Regions from separate parts of the Homo sapiens genome. Here region 2 is linked to region 1. Evidence: chromatin loops called from intact Hi-C (ENCODE). Cell type or tissue: mammary epithelial cell. All regions are shown on one strand. Links, peaks and the distances in the headings refer to the core of each region. The heading gives the core; the rest is flanking DNA.

Region 1 (5,385 bases), core at 150-5,149:
GGTACCCCAATAAGCAAGAACCACCCAGCTGAGTTCATCAACCCCCAGGACACAGGAGAGGAATGAATCATTGTAATCAACGTAATGCATCGTTTTAAACCACCATGTTTTGGAGTGGTTTTTATACATTAATAGATAAGCAATGATCACTCTGCAAACACTCCATGTGATGTTTTTCTCTCATTTTAATGAACACTGTGTTTTCCTAGATATTAACTCTCTATGCCTAAATGATCAGTCAGCCATGATCTTATTCTACTCTATCTATACTCGGAATAGCAATAACATATACTTTATCTAGTATTTCAAAATTATCACCTATTATGATACCCAGACAAAGAATATTTTCTTTCTCCTTTTTTCAGGAAACAGTTGAAACCTAACTTAATAATGAACATTTTTCTAAGCAACGTTCCACTCTAAAGCTCATGGGAGTTATAAAATAACCCAAAACTAAGAGGGTAGAATGGCTCACCCTTTAAATTCTTTATATCTTGAAGTCTTTGATTTAAATCATTATTTTTAAAAAACTCAAATCACACTGTGCTCTTAATAAAGCATTATTATTTCAAGGAAAAGGATAAAACTTTCCAAAGGCAAATGTTTAGCCGGGGTAGAGTTGTAAAAGATTCCAAGACATTAGTCAGGAGATGGATTGCTTTGCTATTATAAGTCTGGGTTACAATATCACTGGAACCAAATTCCCGTCAGATTAGTCTTTACTCAAAATGAATGTTTGTAATTATGAAATGAAATAAGTTTTAATTTGAATTGCCTAAAAAGGGGAAACCAAATATTGTGTAATTACAGGAGAAGAAATTTGAGATGGAAAACAAGATAGTGTTATTTACAAGTAAAAAGGCTTTTATGGGATTATGGGGCTTTAATGTGCATATTTGTAGGATTTGGGGTGGCAGAATTTGGAACTCAAATATTTTTCATTAGCGTTTATTTACAGTGCGCATGCAAGAAATGGAATCCCAGACACATCTGATATTGGTCTTATTTAAACCTTTTATATCCCTACTAAATCTGAAAAGACTCAATGTTAGCCACACATAATGGAGGTAATCATGGAGTGTGATAAAATAAGTATTTGAAAACCACATGCAACTTTTAGGCTCAAATCCAGAACTATAAAATCCACCTAGAGACATAATGAGCCTGCCTCTTCTTCTTGAAGGGGTAAAAGTAGTATGGGGGAAACATGTCCTTATTCTTTCCCCACAGCTTGAGACACCTGAGCAGAGCCCCCAAATGGCTTGTAAGTACTTTATTGCAAAGGCCGCCCACAAGCACCATTTTGCTCCTTGGAGGGCAGCCATTTCTTATCCTTGGCAAAGTGTGAATTAGATGACTTTATGTCTCTATCTTGTATTTCTCCTGTCCTGTCCTGAAGCACTACTTCTCACATTGAGGAGTCCAGGACCGTAGGACATAGGCTTGTCCCAGCTCTCTTTCCCGCAGCTGGACTGCACTGCTCAGCTTTGATGTCCCTGAACCTTTTACCCCAACCTTTTCTAGGATAAAACCTTCCTGTTAAAGATCTCCTTTCTCTGGCAGGGACAAACTAATTTACAGTAAATCATCCTTCCCAGAGGTCTCCTTGAAAGTATGGCAAAGACAGTTCATGGTTCACAAAATATTTATGTTCCTCTTCATATATTGCACATTGTTACTAGAAAGTGCCAACCGGACATGACATTTCCCAGATCCCCTTGCAGTCTGGTGTGGTCATGTGACTGAGTTCTGGCCAATAAAATATAGACAAGAGTGATAAGTGCTGCTGTTAAGAAACCTTCCATGCAGCTCATGTTCCTTTCCCCATTCAGCTGACTGGGAGATAATCCCCAGGTGATCTGGCAAACCTCTCTTAACCTGAATTCCCTGAATTATTTAATGGAAGATAGCCATCCCATGTATTAATACATATTTTCCCTCCCAATGTGGTTAAAGAGCAAGAAATGCACATTTGGGTCTTTGTTTTTTAACTGTAGTTATACTACCCTAAATACTAGTTAATCCAGAGGAATCATTTCCTAACCAGAGAAACTGAATTAGGGGCAGATTTTCAAAGGTCAAAGAAACTTCCCATTTCCCTGCAAAATACCTAGTTCAAAAGTTACCTAAGAATAGAAGCATTTTAATAGCCCTCCAGGAAAGGTTTGTCATCAGTCAGAGACAGAAACACTTGTACATGGATGCCCACATGAGTGAGCCAGAGGCTCTGCGTTCTGGATTTCTTCCCACCCAAAGACATTCTTTCACCTAGTTCCTCGCTGTTCACACTACCAGTCATTTCTGAGCCTCAGATAATTTCAACAAGATTTCCCAGCATTTCCATTTAGAAATTCACTTATCAATAAAAATCTCTTGTCATAATCTTATCATTTGTTCATTCTTTTGTTCATTCATTCAAATAGTTATTAAGGACCCCAAATACTAAGCATTGAGCTAGGTATTGACTGAACACAGACAGCTTACTGTTCATGGTCCCAGTAGGTGGAGGAATCATCATGAGAACAGATAAGAGTTGTAAAATAATAAAATAGATAACAGGACAATGATCATCATGGAAAATTTATCGAGCACATGTTATGCACCAGACTGTGCTCAGAACTTGATATTCCTTATTTTATTTAATCATCACAGCATTTCGATCTCTATTTTATAGATAAAGAAATCAACGCTTGGCGTGGTGGCTCATGCCTGTAATCCTAGCCCTTTAGGGGGCCGAGGCTGGTGGATCACGAGGTCAAGAGATCGAGACCATCCTGGCCAACGTGGTGAAACCCCATCTCTACTAAAAATACAAAAATTAGCTGGGCATGGTGGCATATGCCTGTAGTCCCAGCTACTCGGGAGGCTGAGGTGGAAGAATTGCTTGAACCAGGAGGTGGAGGTTGCAGTGAGCCGAGATCATTCCACTGCACTCCAGCCTGGCAACACAGTGAGACTCTGTCTCAGAAACAAAAAGAAAGAAAGAAATCAAGACTCAGCAACATTAAGCAACATGCAGAAACTGCACAGATAACTAACAAGAATGGAATTTAATCCAAGTTCTATCTGATTCCAAAGTCATTTACTAACTGTATGCCTTTGGGCAAATTGGTTAAGCACCATAAATCACCATTTCTAATCTGAAATGCCATCTAGGTCCCAAGGAAAGTAATTTCTACTAAGAGTTAGATTGCATGGCTGGGATGTTTACACTCTCACTGCCCACAGTATTCTTTATGTACACTATGTGTAAAAATCTAGCCTCTTGAATAATTTGCTTCTGAAATGGCAGTGGGAGGTTGGGGGAGCTTAAATAAATATTTACAGTGTTTATATCATGGGAGAATTTTCCAAATGGTGTGCCTTGAAATGCCACTTGCTATTACACAAACTGAAACCCTCCAGTCAAGGCATCTCTAGACTTCATCTTTACATCATGAGCTAGTGATGACAAGGTGATCACCAATTATCACATGACCCAGAGGGCTCCTGTTTCCTGAGCCCACATGGGCATGACTATGGCTCTGGAAGGACCAGAAGAGAACATCTCCTGAGAAAGTCCCTGAGCTGTGCGATTCACCCTATCAGGAGCCCAGTGGGTGGCTTTGTTGCCACGTGTGTACTTGATGGGGTCCCTGTGCCCCACGTGCTTATTCAGGCTCAGCTGCGGGCTGAGAGCCAAGCATCCACTGGAGAAGTGGGAAATACACATTTGGAAGAGACACAGAAACTGTGCTGAAAAAAAGGGCCAGAGAGAAAAGCTGCTGGGCAATCAGGGAAAAAAGCCAATCTGTCCCTGTGGTCTAAGGACAAAGGCACGTCTGGGACTTTGTCTCCCAGGCTGCAGCCAGGAGTGGAGAAGTCATTCAGCTCACAGAGATGAACTAAAGTGGTCCTCCTTACAGGAGCAGTTATAGGAGTATAACCAAAACAACAACAAAAGTATTTTTTTTAATAAACCTATGACATCACTGCTATCTAAGAAGAGTGTAGTATAGTTTAAAAAAAAAAACCTTCTATTCTTTTCCTTTTTAAATCTTTCTTTTCAGCTGAGCTGGGTTGTAAGGTTGTTAAGAGTGGGACTTCTGGAGTCAGGCACCTAAGTTCAAATCGTTACTACTTCCTAGCTATGAGATGTTGGGCAAGTTTTTAAACCTCCGTAAACCTCAATTTCCTTGACTGTAAATGAGAGTAATAATTATACCTCCCTCCCAGGGTTAGCAACAATTAAGCACCTGGAATTTAGTTAATGCTCAAGCAACTTCAGATATTTGTATGGCAGAATTGGGATAGAAACTGAAGACATGAATTGCTCTTAAGTAGTAGCTCTCAAAAGTTTTAGTCTCAGGATCAATTTATACTCTTAAAATTATTGAGGATCCCATAGAGTATTTGTTTATGTAGATTATATATGTCAATATTTACCATATTTGAATTTAAAACTGTAAAAACTTTTATGTATAAATATAAACAAGCTCATTTAAAGAAAGATAAGTCCATTATGTTTATAGGACATCTTTTTATGAAAAATAACTATACTTTCCAAAACTAAATAAATAATTCCAAAAATAATTTTACACTAGATTTTTACACATACTGTACAAAAAGAATACTGTGGGCAGTGAGAGTGTAAAATTTCCAAAAATTCCAAAAATAAATAAATCATTTATTAAGAAGAGTGGCATTGTTGTACATTTTTTTCAAACCTCTTTATTGTCTACCTTAATAGTATCTGCTGGATTCTTATATCTGCTTCTGCATGCGATCAGTTGTGATGTATCAATTTCATTAACATATATGAAGAAAATCCAGCCTCATCCAGATGTTTTGTGTGAAAAGGGAAAAGTACTTTACTAGCCTTTTCAATTAATTGTGGATGCAACACTGCAGACTGCATGCACAGTCTGTGATGCAACATCAAAACTCTGCAAGTGGTGGTTTCTTAATATCTAGTTACAATGAATAATCCAAAACTATACCAATAAATTTACATTTGGATCTTTCACTTATGCATGACTTTGTAACATCATGCATTGATCACTTGGGAAGTGTGTCAACATTCATTGGTTCAACGCTCATTAATTGATTAAGAAAATAACAGCTCTGTGCACCTCAAGTTATATTAAGTTAATCTAATCGAGATCAGCCCTTAAAAATACATCTTCACCACCTAACAAGTCAAAGATTTATGAGAATGTTCTTATATGTTCTGACCTGACATCTTCCTGAAGAGGACTGGTGACACATACCCAATATTTTGCTACTCAAAGTAGTAAGCAGCTTCTTAGGAATGAGAAAGTCTGGCCCTACCCCACACCTTCTGAAAAAGAATCTACATTTTGACAAGACCTTCAGAGGATTTGTTTGCATGCCAAAGTTTGAAAA
Region 2 (5,385 bases), core at 219-5,218, 490 kb after region 1:
AAAGGTGCTTGATTCAATTTAAATATATTTGTTCAGCATCTATGCTATGTAAAGAAGTGCTTATCAAACTTTCATGTGCTCGGGAATCTCTTGGCAATCTTATTCAATGCAGATTTTGCCTCTGTAGGCTCAGGGTGGGGCCTGGGATTCTGCATCTCTAGCAAGCTGTTAAGAGATGCTGATGCTTCCGGTCCCTTCATCATACCCTAAGTAGCTCCAGTTCAGGCCAAGATGCTGAACTAGCGAGGCTGCTGGATGTCCATCCCACCTCTCACCCCTATTAACCCCACAGGAGCCAGAAAAGTAAAGAAGAGAACACTGTGAGAAGCTCTTGAGTTGACTGGGGATGTTATTTCAAATGAGGTTGTGAAGTGGTGGCTTTGTCCCAAGGCAGGAAGCAGCCCAGCAGGGTTGTGGGAAGAGAAAATAGAAAAACTGGTGGAATTCTGCTCTCACCAACCCCATATCTCCTTGGGGCAAACAGTGCCTGCACCTCACCTGCCAAGCTCAGATATCCTCAGAAGAAACTGAGGATCCTCAGAAGAAATAATCTGGAAGTTATTTCTATGTCTCTTCCCCTTCAAACTCCCAGGGCTGGAAAGTGACAATCTGGTCTTGATGGTGGGCCTCAAACTTGGCTGAAGATACAAATCATGTGGGGAGCTTGAAAGTACTTGGATTCCACCTCTAGAGATTCCATTGAAATTGCTCTGGAGCATGACCCAGGCATCCAGATTTGTAGAGGCTTCCCAGGTCATTTGAATGTGCAGCCAAGATTTAAAACCACTGAATTCTGACTGTCTCCTGCAAATCTGCTTCTCTCTGAGGGACAAAAGATGAAGGCCTGAGCTAAAAGCTTATTTTGTGAGATAAGGAGCAACGGAATATAATTTTCAGAGCTCTCCACCCTGGGGCTCATCTAGCCCCATCCCCTGAGTTCACTGGAGCTAACACGCCTGGACCTGCCTTTCTCAACTTGTACTGCCTGTGGAGTCAGTGCCCTAGGGAAAAAATGAGCACACAAAACAAAATAACAGGACATTTGAGGAGCACAGACATCTCTAAAGGAAGAGGGCCTCCTGGATGACAAATTCCAACAGAAGCAGAAATATTAGGACAGATGGATCAAGTATTTTTAATCATCCTGGTAAATATATTAAAAGATAGAAGGAAAATTAATAAGAAGCAAAAAAATATATAAAGAGAATCAAGCAGAAATACTAGTAATAAAAATATAAAAATACAAATAAAGAGCAGAATTGATGCTACTGAAGAACAAATTAGTGATTTGGTATATCAGATTGAAAAAACATATATCAGAAGGTAGATGAAAAGGACAAGGAAATAGACAATATACTAATAAAAAGAAAAGCTAAGAGATAAGGAGAACAGATGCAGAGGTACTAACATCCAGACAGTAGGAGTTCTATTTAAAAAAGAAAAAAAATAGAGGGGAAGAAGATTTGAGGACATAACAAAGATCAATTATTCTGCCACATCTATAGAGAGAGAAAGTGAGAGCAGAATACACACAAACACACACACACATGAGAGAGAAATAAAGGAAAAACTCATACCTAGGTATACTATAATAAAACTTAAGATTTTTATAAAACAAAAAAAAGTTCTAAAAGCTGTCATAAAAAGAGGAGACCACATACAAAAGAACGAGAATCAGATTGGCATCAACGATATTGGATGCAAAAAAAAAATGGAGTAACGTTTTGACAGAATTGAAGGAAATAGAATTTAGAACCTATTATTTTATAGTCAACCAAACTGTCATTCAAATATTAAGGTCAAATAAAAATATTCTCAGGCATAGAAGATTTGCTGCAGAAAGATGTGCATTGTAAACTGTTTTGGCTAAAGTACTATGTATGAGAGAGAAAAATCCAGGAGACTGCAAGAGATTTGTGGAACAACGGTGATCAAACACCTTGATAAACTCTTATTGCTTAAAAAGCAAAAAGCAAGCTAAGACCAATGAAAAGGAGAAAATATATCTGTAACAACGCAGAATTAGAAGCCTAGGTTATATCAACATAACAGGGCAGGGGAGGGAGCCAGGAATCTTAGATTTTTACTTCATTAAGAAGAATTAGGGAGATAAAAATATATTATTAAAAATAAAAGTAAGAAAAATAGAAGAAAGCATTGAAAAAGTAGCACAGCTGAAATAACAAGTCAGAATGATAAAAATTGGTCCATGTATGTAATTTATTATAATAAAGGTAGATGGATTGAGCTCACCACTTAAAACATAAGGTGTGACAGATTAGATTCATTTGTAAAATTTTGACACATGCTATTTACAAAAAAACGTACCTCAAACATACAGATATGCAAAGACTGAAAGCAAAAGAATGGAAAAAGACATAGTACATAAATATTAATCAGAAGAAAGCTGACCTAGCTATATTCATTCCACAAAACATAGCCTTTAAGTAAAGAGCATTATTAAGAAAAGAATGCCCTTGGACACAGCAATTTGCTCCCAGGTATAAGCACAGAGAAAATCATACACATGTGTAGCAATTGAGGCAGATAGAATCTAAAATGATCACCAACTATCCCTTCCTTCTGGTATTTATACGTGCAATCTCCTTCCTTTGACTGTGGGCAAGACTGGTGAATTGCTTCTAACCAAGAGAATATGGTCATGTTGATGGATGATATGTCTTGTGATTATTTTACCTAAGAATATAATGTTTGTCATGCCTGCAGACCCTCTCCCTTGCCGGTTTTAATGAAGCAGGTGATCACTCTGGGGAGGCCCACATGACAAGAAACTGAGGGTGCCCTCTGCCGACAGCCAGCAAGAAAATGAAGCCCTGGCCTGGCAAACTGCAAGAACCCGAATCCTGCCAACAACCACATGCACTTGAAAGTGAATCTTCCCCAGTCAAGCCTTGAGATTAGAGCACAGCCCTGGCCAACACTTTGACTGCAGACTTGTGAGGACTTGAAGCAGAGGACCAAGCTAAGCCCTGCCCAGACTCCTGACTCACAGAAACTGTGAGGTAACAAATGTATGTTATCTAAGTAACTAAGTGTTGGGTTATATTGGCCAAGTGCAGTGGCTCACACCTGTAATTCCAACACTTTGGGAGGCCGAAGTGGGTGGATCACTTGAGGTCAGGAGTTCAAGACCAGCCTGGCCAACATGGTGAAATCCTGTCTCTACTTAAAAAAAAAAAAGGGTTATATTCTTATGCAGACATAGATAACTAATACAAGAGACATATATAAGACTGTCAGTAGTAAAACAAAACAATAACAAAATCCTGGAAACAACCAAATGCCCATCAAGAAGAGAGAGGAATGAATAAACTATGTCACAATATGGATAAATCTTAACATCATGATTCTAAGTGAAAAAAATGTTAATTACTAAAAGATTACCTCAGCATGATACCCTTGTAAAAAACTAAAAACAAAATCAAATTCATATATTATTTAGAAAGACAAACATAAATAAATTTCTTGTGAAATTAAACATGACGTTCTTATAAAGTTATACATAAACTTACCACATGACCAAACAATACCACTCCTAGATATTTACTCAAAAGAAATGAAAACATGGCCGGGCGCGGTGGCTCATGCCTGTAATCTCAGCACTTTGGGAGGCCAAGGCGGGCAGATCACGAGGTCAGGAGATCAAGACCATCCTGGCTAACACGGTGAAACCCCGTCTCTACTAAAAAATACAAAAAATTAGCCAGGCATGGCAGTGGGCACCTGTAGTCCCAGCTACTCGGGAGGCTGAGGCAGGAGAATGGTGTGAACCTGGGAGGCAGAGCTTGCAGTGAGCTGACATCACACCACTGCACTCCAGCCTGGGTGACAGAGCAAGATTCTGTCTCAAAAAAAAAAAAAAAGAAAGAAATGAAAGCATAGAGCCACACAAAAACCTGTATATGAATGTTTAAAGCAGCTTTATTTATAATTGCCAAGAACTGGAAAAAATCCCCATGTCCTTTAACTGGTGAAGAGCAAAACATACTGCAGTATACAACAGAACCCTGCTCGGCAACACAAAACAACAAATGACAACAAACATACAACAACAACAAAGCAACAAACATACCACCACATGGATGAACCTCAAATGCGTTATGCTGAGTGAGTAAATCCAGACTCAAAAGACTACACATTGTGTGATTCCTTGTATATGACTTCCTGGAAAAGGCAGAACCATGGAGACAAGAAACTGAGCCACTAGGTTGCCAGGGGTTGGAGGTAGAAGAGAGGAATTGACAACAAAGAAGCAGAAGAGAACACTTTAGAGTGACGGACCTGTTCTATACCTTGATTTCGGTGGTAGTCATACAGCTGAATTTACATGTCAAAACTCATAAAAGTATACTCTAAGAAGAGTGGGTTTTACTGTATGTAAATTATACCTCACTTAAATAGATAATATATACACACATCAGGTAAGTGCTCCTTTTGACAATGCCCCAAACCACATCCTCCACCCTGCCATACCCTAGTGCCCCTCCCTGCTCCCTATGCAAAGAACAAAATGAGAAGTTGTGTCATTGGAAATGTTATGGTTAACATAACTACAGAAAACAACCTGGAATGGGAACCAGAGGAGAAAAAGGAGAGTTTCAACAATTAAAATGATGTCTAGAAAACAGTCAGGAAAATGGAGAGCATGTTCATTCCTCCGTTTGCTTTGGGATGCATGTCTATGACTTTACAATAGTGAATCTTATTTAGCTTAAAGTGGAAGTCACTGAGTCATTGTCCAACCACCTGCAACACAGGGAGACTCGTCCCAAAGTCAGTAGCCCTATTTCTTCCGGATTCACTTTGCCTTGGAACACCCTGATAAACGGCCCATTAGCAGCCCACGAAGAGATTAAGAAACAATTCTGTTTAAGAGAATGCAGTTTCGCAAAATGATCCTTGAATCAGAATGTTCTGCTTCTGCTATCTTTTATGAGCAAAAGGAGCAGAGGTTTTGAGGTCACAGTCAGCCTGACCATATTTTGTTCTTATCTCCCTATTTTCTACTCCATAATGAAATTTAAATAGCTCGCTATCGCTAAGTAAATAATTGGTGCCGTAACAGCCTTCTGGAAGCTTTTAATTGTGTCAAAGCAGCTCTTCAATTCTAAACATTCCTTACAACCGAACGATAGTTAGAGCTTTGGGTGTCTTCTTGGCAGATGGAGATAAGAACACAAAATGGGATAAGAAGGCAGGAACTTCCCATTAATCATGGCAGTGTTCCTTTATTCCAAGATCATAAAATGCTTGAAATCACAGCTTTGTCTTGGTGAGGGAGGGAAAGGGGCCTGACTGAGACGCAGAAAGTCTAGGTTTTAGTCTCTGCTGGGCCCCTGCCCAGCTTCCTGATGTGGAACGAGG

What was found. A loop is a pair of places that touch in the nucleus more often than their neighbours do. Peaks named below come from ENCODE experiments on the same cell type or tissue, not always from the same donor. Only the 100,000 strongest peaks of a DNase experiment are listed, where the experiment ranks them.
Region 2: it touches region 1 in a loop (10-fold over the local background); 3 of 110 quality-filtered maps call a loop at or near these places.

Annotation. Positions count from the first base shown.
Region 1 is chr2:220,223,091-220,228,475 of GRCh38, reverse strand. All of the region lies in intron 2 of LOC105373893 (a long non-coding RNA gene), which reads right to left. Among named protein-coding and RNA genes, the nearest start is that of MIR4268, 320 kb to the right of the region's middle. In mammary epithelial cell, for the core only: a CTCF peak has its summit at 2,769; DNase peaks (open chromatin) are centred at 3,075 and 3,385; H3K27ac peaks cover 3,088 bases.
Region 2 is chr2:219,728,890-219,734,274 of GRCh38, reverse strand. It overlaps LINC02832 (long intergenic non-protein coding RNA 2832), which reads right to left and starts at 4,282. Exons shown (of 2, transcript NR_185880.1): 1 at 4,094-4,282. In mammary epithelial cell, for the core only: no CTCF peak of the experiment used is centred there; DNase peaks (open chromatin) are centred at 974 and 2,994; H3K27ac peaks cover 265 bases.